Linked DNA regions of Homo sapiens: region 1 is linked to region 2. Evidence: read pairs that join two places in POLR2A ChIA-PET (ENCODE). Cell type or tissue: B cell. All regions are shown on one strand. Each heading gives the region's core, and the rest is flanking DNA. Links, peaks and the distances in the headings are about the cores only.

Region 1 (5,364 bases), core at 286-5,285, 470 kb before region 2:
CAGCCTTTACAACAAAGAATCGCCCAGCCCAAAATGTCAATAATGCTGAAGTTGAGAAGCCCTGGTCGACCCTCACACTGTGCTCATGATGACTCAAGCTGCCCCTTGAGGACAAGGAATAGGCCTCCATTCTGTGCACTAAGTGTAGGGAGTGACTGCTTTGAAGAGACTCTGTCCTTGGATTTTGTAAGATACAGAATTTATCCTATGAGTGTCTTGGAGGAAGTAGGAGAACATAAACAAAATTCTCACACAAGAAATCCAAGTTACCCAACCTTCTTTGTTGTAAGTATGATCCCTGATCCCCACTTGTTTTTCTTCCTGTGGACCCAAAAACAATTGGCTTCCTTTCCTCCCCAGTCTCTCTATATCCAGAACCATGTTCTTCCATTGAGTTCTCCACACCAACCAAGGCCAGAGGGATGTTCCAAAACCAGTGCTCTTCCTGTCACCTCCTTGCATGCAGCCCCTTGATGCTTTCATGTCAGCCCTGCATCAAACCGAAATACCTCTGTCTAGCATGCAAGACCCCACATAGACAGATCACTGTCTACGACCTGACCTCATGGCTCATTCCTCAAAGAACAACTCTCCCATGCCTCACCTAATGAACAATTTGCCCTCAAGCCCCATTCACTTGTACAAGTCTCCTTTGCCTAGAAAGTTTTTCCTTTCCTGTTTGTAACTGGTTAATTCCTACTCATACTGAAAGACTCGATGCCAGTATCACATTCTCCAATAATTCTTTCCTTGTTCCCCAACTATGCTCTGCTGAGTTCATGGTGCTCTATGCTTATCTCCAAGTACTTGGCACAAAGGAATGTCATAATTGTCTTGCTGCCCACCAGAGAGTGAGTTTCTTGAGAACAAAGACTGAGACTTCTTATGTTTATTCTTAGAGCTAAACACAGTCCCTGGCACCTAGCTGCTGTCTAATAATGCCAGAGGGATGGGTGGGTGGATGGATGGTTGAATGGAGCTGCTGTTAAAGAAGAAGCAAGTCACTGATGAGACTATGGCATTAATGGAAGAGCAAGGAGAACAGCAAGTTGCTTCAGCTTAGCCACCTTTATTGGACAGTTACATATTTTACCTGATTGGAGAAGTCCCTAAGGAACACAAGCATGCATAGCAAGGGAGCACATACATGATGACAGAAAAAACTACATGCAGGAAAGAGACCCGAGATGATGTGGCAAAGCAGCTCTTCTCAGCTTAATCGTAGCAGAAGACAAGAACCTGGAATGTCTCCCTCTCACTGTCCAGAAGGCCTTCATTTAAGTGATCAGGATACTGACATTTCTGATGAGTTCTTTGAGGGGTAAGCCGATTGTGAGTAACAATGCAGAAAGAAAGAGCTCCTAGCTAAGTCATAATGAGCTTTGGGGAGGACAGTGCAGTTTTGTCTCTAGCTGGTGGCTTGACTTGCAAGAATTGGGGGGCTGAAGCCAATTTAGCAGTTGGCAGGCTTGCTGGCAGCAGGCTGAGCTGCTGCGGCCTCACGGGTGGTTGGGCTGATGGGTTTGGCTTCAGTGGGCTGGCAGGGAGCCTCTTCTGAGACATCCACCTTGCAGGGGGTTGTGTCAACACAATCCAGTTGGCTGGAAGTGGATTTTTTGCAATCCCGTTTGCAAGAGTCAGACTCAGTGCAAGATGGGCGGAAGTAGACTGGGCGGCAAGAGTAGGAAGTGACACAGGCTGGGCGGCGCAGGATGGAGTAGCATGGGCGATAGCAGGCAGGACGGTAGGAGATGGATGTCATGTATGGCTGCCTATAGGTGAGGAGTCCAGAGCAGATTGGGCGGCAGATCGGACGGGAGACCGGGCGGTAGGAAATCGTAGCACTGCAAGGCCGTTTGCTGGAACTGGGTATGTAGAAAGTCCTAGGACAAGTTGGTCGGCAGATGGCAGATGCAGAAGACCCTGGACTGCAGGAAAGAGGTCGGCAGGAGGTAGATGGGCAGGAAACTGGCTCAGGGCAGACAGAAGGACAGCGCTTGACTACATAGCAAGTAGGTTGGCATGGACTGGACACACAGACAGCTGGTGAGCAGGGGCTGGGCTCAGAGCAGATGGGTTGGCAGATACTGGAGACACAACAAGAAGGCTCTTGGCAAGTGCTGGGGACAGAAGGTGGCTCGCACGAGCTCTGAACACAGCAGACAGGGCGGAGGCAAACTGGCTCACAGACCAGAGCCACACACGTAGCTGGCTGGCAGATGCTAGACTCTGAGCAACTTGGCTCACAAGGGCTGGGGTCACAGCAGACAGCCTGGCAGCTACTGGTCACAGAGCAGGTAGGTGTCGGGCACACCGGCTGACAGCAGGAAGGCTCACAGACCACAGGTTGGCAGGAACTAGGCAGGGTGCAGACAGCTGAACAGCAGCTGGGCTCACAGACAACTGGCTGGCAGCAGCTGGATTTGCAGAGGACAGGCTGGCAGGAAGTGGGCACACAGAGGACTGGTTGGCAGGAAGTGGCTTCAGAGCCTACAGGCTGGCAGCAGCTGCTCACGGAGCAAGAAGGCTCACAAATAGCAGGCTCACAGCACACAGGTTGAGCACAGCTGCTCACGGAACAAGAAGGCTCACAAACGGTGGCCTCAAAGCACACAGGTTGGCAGCAGTTGCTCACTGAGCAAGAAGGCTCACAGATGGTGGCCTCGAAGCACACAGGTTGGTAGCAGTTGCTCACAGAGCAAGAAGGCTCACAGGTGGTGGCCTCACAGCACACGGGTTGGCAGCCGCTGCTCACGGAGCAAGAAGGCTCACAAATGACAGGATCACAGCACAGGGGTTGGGCACAGCTACTCACAGGACAGGAGGGCTGACGGCACTGTGGCCCACAGCTGGATGATCCACAGCTGTCTTGACAAGTCACCAGCTGCCATGTCTGGCTCTGGCAGGAACTGGGCAGGCAGATGGGGCCTCCACAGCTCACCTCAGTGGAGCAGAGAGAGGTGGCTGGCACGGAGAAGCATTTCCTAGAAGAGCAACTGCCAGACATGGTGGAGGTGGCCGTGCTTCCTTGTGCTGAGTGCTGAGAGGTTGCTGCCTCACTGTGACAGCTCCCTGAGGCCCTCACTTTTATACCCCCTCACTGGCGTGTTCTGTTTGGGACTCCTGCATCTTTTCCTCATTGTTGTTTGGGCCAGTTTGCAGAGGAACATCTTATTATACCACCGTTTGTTGATCTGGAAGCTGTTTATCTACCCGTAAAGAAGGTGTTTATTTATTGATGTGCTAAATTTGGAATCCTCAGAGCTACAGGTAGTCTTGGAAGAAGCATCCTCACCTCCAAACTGGATAATCTATATTTCTGAGCATTGTGAACAGGGAAAGAAGAATGAAACTTATGATTTATCCACCTTCTAGTCTTCCATACAGGGCCCTGGGTTGGATTCAGAGGATGCCACAGGAATAAGACCTATTCACCCATTCTCTTGGATCTCGCCTTCTAGTGGGCAGATAAGCATGCAGACAAACTCACTGCAATACAATAATAAGTTCAACAATAGACATACAGAGATTAATTGAGAGGAGAGGTGATGAACTCAGTTGGGAAAAGAACAACTGGGCTGGATTTTAAATGACTGCACCTTACAGCAATGATCTTGCTTAAAACCACCAGCAATCTCATGAGGCAGAGATTTTTCTCCACCATTAGAAATGAATAAATGGTCCAGGAACCATGGCTCACGCCTGTAATCCCAGCACTTTGGGAGGCTGAGGCAGGCAGATCACCTGAAGTCAGAAGTTCGAGACCAGATTGGCCAACATGGCAAAAACCCATCTCCACTAAAAATATAAAAAATAGCCAGGCATGGTGGCACACACCTGTAATCCCAAATGCTTGGGAGGCTAAGGCAGGAGAATCACTTGAACCTGGGAGGTGGAGGTTGCAGTGAGCCAAGATCAAGCCACTGCACTCCTGCCTGGGTGACAGAGGAAGACTCTGTCAAAAAAAGAAAAAGAAAAAAAAGGAAGGAAGGAAGGAAAGAAGGAAGGAAGGAATGAAGGAAGGAAAGAAGGAAAGAAGGAAGGAAGGAAGAAAGAAGGAAATAAAGAAAGAAAAGAAAGAAAGAAGAAAGAAAAGAAGAAAGAAAGAAAGAAAGAAAGAAAGAAAGAAAGAAAGAAAGAAAGGAAAGAAAGAAAGAAAGAAGGAAAGAAAGAAAGAAAGAAAGAAAGAAAGAAAGAAAGAAAAGAAAGAAAGAAAGAGAAAGAAATGAAGAAATGGGGGCAGAGGGTCAGAAAGTTTCAGTCACTTGCTAAAGATCACACACAGTCTGTCCCTGATCTAAGGCGGCTGTCCCTCCTTCTCACCAACCTGTCTAGACCTACCTTTCTCAGAAGACTTCATCAAAGTCACATATCGCCAGCTTAGCCCACCGCTGTCCTCCATGCTATCCCATGAACATAGAACATTGGCTTGACCTGTTCCTGGAAATCATGTGACCCAGCCTTTCTGCTCTTCCTCAAGCATTCATTAGACCTCCAGGGTCTTCCTTGCTTTTAATGATTTTGACAGTTCCTTTAAAAAAAAAAAATCTCCAAGACCCAAAGGGTAAATAGTAAAAACAAGAGACTTCTCAGGTGTGTCTCTCAAAGACTTTGTGAACAAAAGACTCGTCTTTGCTACTCTTGAGACAGATGAAGGGAGAAATGAATCCTAGGTTTCTGAATTCCAGGACTTAACATCTTGCTCAGTGAAGGGCCTAGTTTGCCTCCACCATGTGTTTTCATCAACACAAAAGGCAGGCTCTCGCTTGGAAAAGCTGAGCCATTCTGCCATCCATTGTGCCATCCATTCATCCCTCCCTTCATTTATTAATTCATGCAATCATTGACTCAGTTTCTCTTTTATTTATGCACTCAACTCAGCCAACACTGGGTTCTGTGTGATAGATACAAAAAGAGTGAGTTGTAATTCTGGCCACAAGGAGCCCAAGTTTAGAAGAGAGATAGACACATCTATAAGCAAGTATGGTACAGAATGCAAGTGTTGTGAAAGAGGGATGCAGGGGGTGGATGCAGCAGAGAGAGATAGCTGGTATGGAGAGGCATTTCCTAGAACAGCATCTGCCAGACATGGTAGAGGTGGCCATGCTTCCTGTGAGTGCTGAGAGGTCACTGCCTGACTGTGACAGCTCCCCGAGGCCCTCACTTTGGAGGCACCCAGGAGAGATATTGACATGGTTTTTGGAGGCTGGGCATGGTGGCTCACACCTGTAATCCCAACACTTTGAGAGGCTGAGGTGAGTGTATCACTTGAGGTCAGGAGTTCGAGACAAGCCGGGCCAACATGGAGAAACCCTGTCCCTACTAAAAATACAAAAATTAGCTGGGCATGCTGACATGTGCCTG
Region 2 (5,309 bases), core at 310-5,309:
TGGGAGGCCAAGGTGGGTGGATCACAAGGTCAGGAGTTTGAGACCAGCCTGGCCAACATAGTGAAACCCCATCTCTACTAAAAATACAAAAAATTAGCCAGGCGTGGTGGTGGGCACCTGTAATCCCAGCTACTCGGGAGGCTGAGGCAGGCGAATCACTTGAACCTGGGAGGCGGAGGTTGCAGTGAGCCGAGATCGCACCAATTGCATTCCAGCCAGGGATACAGTGCGAGACTCTGTCTCAAAAAAAAAGAAAAATAATAAAAATTTAAAAAGGCGAGGGCTGGCACAGAGACCTGTCGGGCAAGGTGGATGGCAGTCTGTCTGGGGGAGCCCTGGCTGCTTTCTCTGACCCCTGAGATGGGGACTAGGTAGGGAGCTGCCTCCCAGGCCCTGGGGAGGTCAAGGGAACATGGCTGAGGAGAAGGGGAGTGGAACTTCGCTCACGCCAGGTGGAGACACTGGCTGCCCTATGCCCAGTCCATGCTGCTTCCTGCAGCCAGGGGCAGCTGCACAGCCAGGCGTGAACATTCCCCACATAGCAGTCCCAGGGGGAAGCTGGGCTCAGCAGGATCTCCAGCCCCCACCTTCCCCACTCTGTCCCTGGCTCCTGCTGAGGTCTGGCCAGCAGTTCCAAGCACAGACACAGACTCTAGAAAGTCCAGAGAGATGGACATGATGGCTTCCCTTGAGGGCCTGTTTCCCTCTCAGGCTGGGGCTGCCCAAGGAGGCCTCTCCCCTCTGGCTGGCAGCTCCAGGACGGAACCTCCTGCAGACTACAGGTTCTCTGGCAGACACTGTGGTCTCCATCAGCAAGCTGGTCCATTCCAAGAGGGCAGAACTGAAGCAGGAGCTGTCAGACAAGCTGGTCTTAGGCTTCCGGAGGAAAACCCTCACTTCCAGTCTGGAGAGCAGCCCAGGCTGTGGCCTGAGGATGAGCTGGGGCCTGGGGGAGGCTCAGGCCTGCCGACCCAGCTGCTGTTTATTTTCCTCCTTCTGGGCTCCTTCCCAAAGCAAACAAACCCGGGTAGGAAAATGAAGGGGATTTGTAGGAGAGGGAATTTGCCACGGCCAAGTGGCTCGACCCAGGGACCTCTATGCTCCCCTGGAGAGGGCTCCAGCTGGAGCTCCGTTCCCTGCTGGTGACCCCCGTGGGCAGATTCCCAAACTGGCAGATGACCCCAAACCGGGACTCCTGGGAATGGAAAAACACTTCACCCCACACCAGGAAACAACAACAAAAGGTTGACGTGTGTTGGTGACGCAAAATACACAAGTACTCTCATTCCACTGCCTCCAACCACCACCAGTGGGGCTTGGGCAGCCTGGGGTCCAGGGGCGGCCCACTTCTCAATAACAGCAGCTCCGATCCCAGCTGACTGAGGCCCACTCCCTGGGGTGTGATTCTGCAAGGATCCCTACATATAACCCTCTCCTGGGAAGATCCATCTGTTTATTGTACAACACATGCTGGAAAACCAGGATTGGAATAAAGTTTTGGCTAAAATCTGTTACTGTAGGCAGGGTGCAGTGGCTCACCCCTGTAATCCCAGCACTTTAGGAGGCCAAGGCAGGTGAATCCCCTTGAGCTCAGGAGCTCCAGACCAGTCTGGGCAACATGGCGAAACCCTGTCTCTACAAAAAAATGCAAAAATTAGCCGGGCGTGGTGGCATGTGCCTGTAGTCCCAGCTACTTGGGAGGCTGAGGTAGGAGGATCGCTTGAGCCCAGGAAGAGGAGGTTGCAGTGAGCTGAGATCTGCACTCCAGCCTGGGCAACACAGTGAGACCCCATCTCAAAAAAAAAAAATGTTACTATATACAGGGGATGAGCTCATCAAGATCAAGGCTAAAGAACAAAAGGATGTTGCCGAGCACGGTGGCTCATGCCTGTAATCCCAGCACTTTGGGAGGCCGAGGCGGGCGGATCACGAGGTCAGGAGATCGAGACCATACTGGCTAATACGGTGAAACCTCATCTCTACTAAAAATATAAAAAATTAGCCGGGCGTGTTAGCGGGTGCCTGTAGTCCCAGCTACTCGGGAGGCTGAGGCAGGAGAATGGCATGAACCCAGGAGGCGGAGCTTGCAGTGAGCCGAGATCCTGCCACTGCACTCCAGCCTGGGTGACAGAGCGAGACTCCGTCTCAAAAAAAAAGAAAAAAAGGATGCTAAGAAAAGAGGAAGAGACTTGGCTGGGCGTGGTGGCTCATGCCTGTAATCCCAGGACTTTGGGAGGCCAAGGCGGGTGGATCACAAGGTCTGGAGTTTGAAACCAGCCTGGCCAACATGGTGAAACCCCGTCTCTACTAAAAATACAAAAAACTAGCCAGGCATGGTGGCAGGTGCCTGTAATCCCAGCTACTCAGGAGGCTGAGGCAGGAGAATCGCTTGAAACCAGAAGGCAGAGGTTGCAGTGAGCTGAGATTGTGCCACTGTACTCCAGCCTGGGCAACAAGAGCAAAACTCCGTCTCAAAAAAAAAAAAAGAGGAAGAGACCTTAATGAAAGTTGCTTTTTAGGATTATGGGCGATTTTTTTTCTTTTCTCTTAAACTTTTCTAAACTTCCCAATTTTTTTTTTTTTTTTTTTTTGAGACAGATGTCACCCAGGCTGGAGTGCAGTGGCACAATCTTGGCTCACTGCAAGCTCCGCCTCCCGGGTTCACGCCATTCTCCTGCCTCAGCCTCCACAGTAGCTGGAACTACAGGTGCCTGCCACAACGCCCAGCTAATTCTTTGTATTTTTTAGTAGAGACGGGGTTTCACCATGTTAGCCAGGATGGTCTCGATCTCCTGACCTCGTGATGCGCCCGCCTCGGCCTCCCAAAGTGCTGGGATTACAGGCGTGAGCCACCGCGGCTGGCCCCCAGTTTTTTTTACAATGATCAGATATTACTTTTTTTATTTTCTTTCTCTTTTTTGAGACAAGGTCTCGCTCTGTTGCCCAAGCTGGAGTATAGTGGCACAATCATGGCTCACTGCAGCCTTGAACTCCTGGGCTCAAGCAATCCTTCCGCCTCAGCCTCCCGAGTAGCTAGGACCACGTGCACATGCCACCATGCTTGGCTAATTTTTTTTTTTTTTTTTAAGAGATGGGGTCTTGCTATGTTGCACAGGCTGGCAGGCTGGTCTCAAAGTCCCGGCCTCAAGCAATCCTCCTGCCTCAACCTTCAGAGCGGTTGGGATTACAGGTGTAAGCCACTGCCCCAGCCAGATATTACCTTCTCAATCAAGGAAGAGGAGGAGTCTCCCCTAAATAAGCAGCTTATTGATTGCCAAGCCCCTGTCCCAACTCTGCTCTGGTCCCTGCTACTGTCTCCATGGTAGGGAAAGACACAGAAAGCTGAGCTTCAGCTGGGCATGGTGGCTCATGCCCATAATCCCAGCACTTTGGGAGGCTGAGATGGGACAAATGCTTGAGCTCAGGAGTCCAAGACCAGCCTGGGCAACATAGCAAGACCCTGTCTCTACACAAAACTTTAAAAATTAGCTGGGCATGGTGGTGCACACCTGTGGACCCAGCTACTTGGGAGGCTGGGCGGGAGGATTGCTTGAACCCAGGAATTCAAGGATGCAGTGAGCTGTGATCACGCCACTGCACTCTAGCCTAAGGGACAGAGCGAGTCCCTACCTCAAAAAAAGGAAAGAAGGCCGGGCGCAGTGGCTCACGCCTGTAATCCCAGCACTTTGGGAGGCTGAGGTGGGTGGATCACTTGAGGTCAGGAATTCAAGACCAGCCTGGCCAACATAGTGACACCCCCATCTCTACTAAAAATACAAAAATTAGCTGGGCATGGTGGCGCATGCCTGTAGTCCCAGCTACTTAGGAGGATGAGGCAGGAGAATTGCTTGAACCTAGGAGGCAGAGGTTGCAGTGAGCCAAGACTGCACTACTGCACTCCAGCCTGGGCGACAGAGCAGGACTCCATCTCAAAAAACAAACCAAAAAAAAAAAAGAAAGAAAAGAGAAGAGGAGAAGGGAGGAGGAAAGAAAGCTGAGTGCCAAAAGCGGTGGCTCACGCTTATAATCCCAGCATGTCGGGAGGCCAAGGTGAGTGGATCACCTGAGGTCAGGAGTTCAAGACCAGCCTGACCAATATGGTGAAACCCCGTCTCTACTAAAAATACAAAAATTAGGCCGGGCACAGTGGCTCACGCCTGTAATCCCAGCACTTTGGGAGGCCGAGGCGGGTGGATCATGAGGTCAGGAGATCGAGACCATCCTGGCAAACACAGTGAAACCCCGTCTCTACTAAAAACACAAAAAAATTAGCCAGGCGTGGTGGCGGGCGCCTGTAGTCCCAGCTACTCGGGAGGCTAAGGCAGGAGAATGGTGTGAACCCAGGGGGCGGAGCTTGCAGCGAGCGGAGATCGTGCCACTGCACTCCAGCCTGGGCGACAGAGTGAGTGAGACTCCGTCTCAAAAAAAAAAAAAAAAAAAAATTAGCTGGGCGTACTGGCAGGCGCTTGTAGTCCCAGCTACGCGGGAGGCTGAGACAGGAGAATCACCTGAACCCGGGAGATGGAGGTTGCAGTGAGCCAAGATTGTGCCACTACACTCCAGTCTGGGTGACAGAGTGAGAGACTCCATCTCAAAAAAAAAAAAAGAAAGAAAGAAAGAGAAAAAGAAAGCTGAGCTTCCTGCTCTGCTGGCCCCAAAGGCCAAGATGCCAGGAGGCTGAGCAAAGGAGAGTGGTCCATGAGCTTGCCCTTCAGGCCTGGCAGAGGAAGTCGCTTCACAATAAGATATTCCATGTCCCCAGACTCAACCATGTCCCAGGAGAGGCCGCTCAGTGTCACTTGCAGGAACACAAGCCCTGGTGACCTGCCCAGCCACACTGCTTGCTTTTCCTCTTCACAGGGGTCACAGGACCAGCTCACAGATGCCTTTCCCTCTCACTGCCAGGTCGCTCTTCTCCCAAAAGATACAAATGAGGAGTCTCCCCAAAGGGCAGCAATTCCTGTCTGGCCTCCCTGCCGCACAGGATGGCCCTCATCAGAGAAGAGTCAATGCTGAGTCTCCACCTCTCCCTCTTATTTCTCAACTCAAGATTTCATCTTTAGCAGGCAGAAAGCCCCTCCTCCTGTCTAGACTGCGTCCCTTCAGTAAGTGCATCGGGCCTGCAGCTCTCAAGTCCTCGGGGGAGATGGAAAAACTGCAACCTCATGCCCTCTTTGTAGTAGTCAGTGGGATGGGGTTCATTCTGTTTTCTTCTCTGTCTCAAGTCCCATTAGCCTTCTCCACGATCAATAATCCCGTTGCCTGGGGTCCCCGCCTGCCCTCAGGGAATCCAGAAGCGCGGTAGTGAC

What was found. ChIA-PET counts read pairs that join two places held together with the same protein. Peaks named below come from ENCODE experiments on the same cell type or tissue, not always from the same donor. Only the 100,000 strongest peaks of a DNase experiment are listed, where the experiment ranks them.
Region 1: POLR2A ChIA-PET joins it to region 2 with 9 read pairs; 1 of 35 experiments calls an interaction of 5 or more read pairs at or near these places.

What each region holds. Positions count from the first base shown.
Region 1 is chr17:41,306,247-41,311,610 of GRCh38, forward strand. It overlaps KRTAP16-1 (keratin associated protein 16-1), which reads right to left and starts at 3,063. Exons shown (of 1, transcript NM_001146182.2): 1 at 1,454-3,063. The coding sequence starts at 3,007. The coding sequence ends at 1,454. In B cell, for the core only: a CTCF peak has its summit at 4,297; a DNase peak (open chromatin) is centred at 2,465; H3K4me3 peaks cover 1,353 bases; H3K27ac peaks cover 2,915 bases.
Region 2 is chr17:41,776,764-41,782,072 of GRCh38, forward strand. All of the region lies in intron 1 of JUP (junction plakoglobin), which reads right to left. Among named protein-coding and RNA genes, the nearest start is that of JUP, 7.3 kb to the right of the region's middle. In B cell, for the core only: no CTCF peak of the experiment used is centred there; a DNase peak (open chromatin) is centred at 2,201.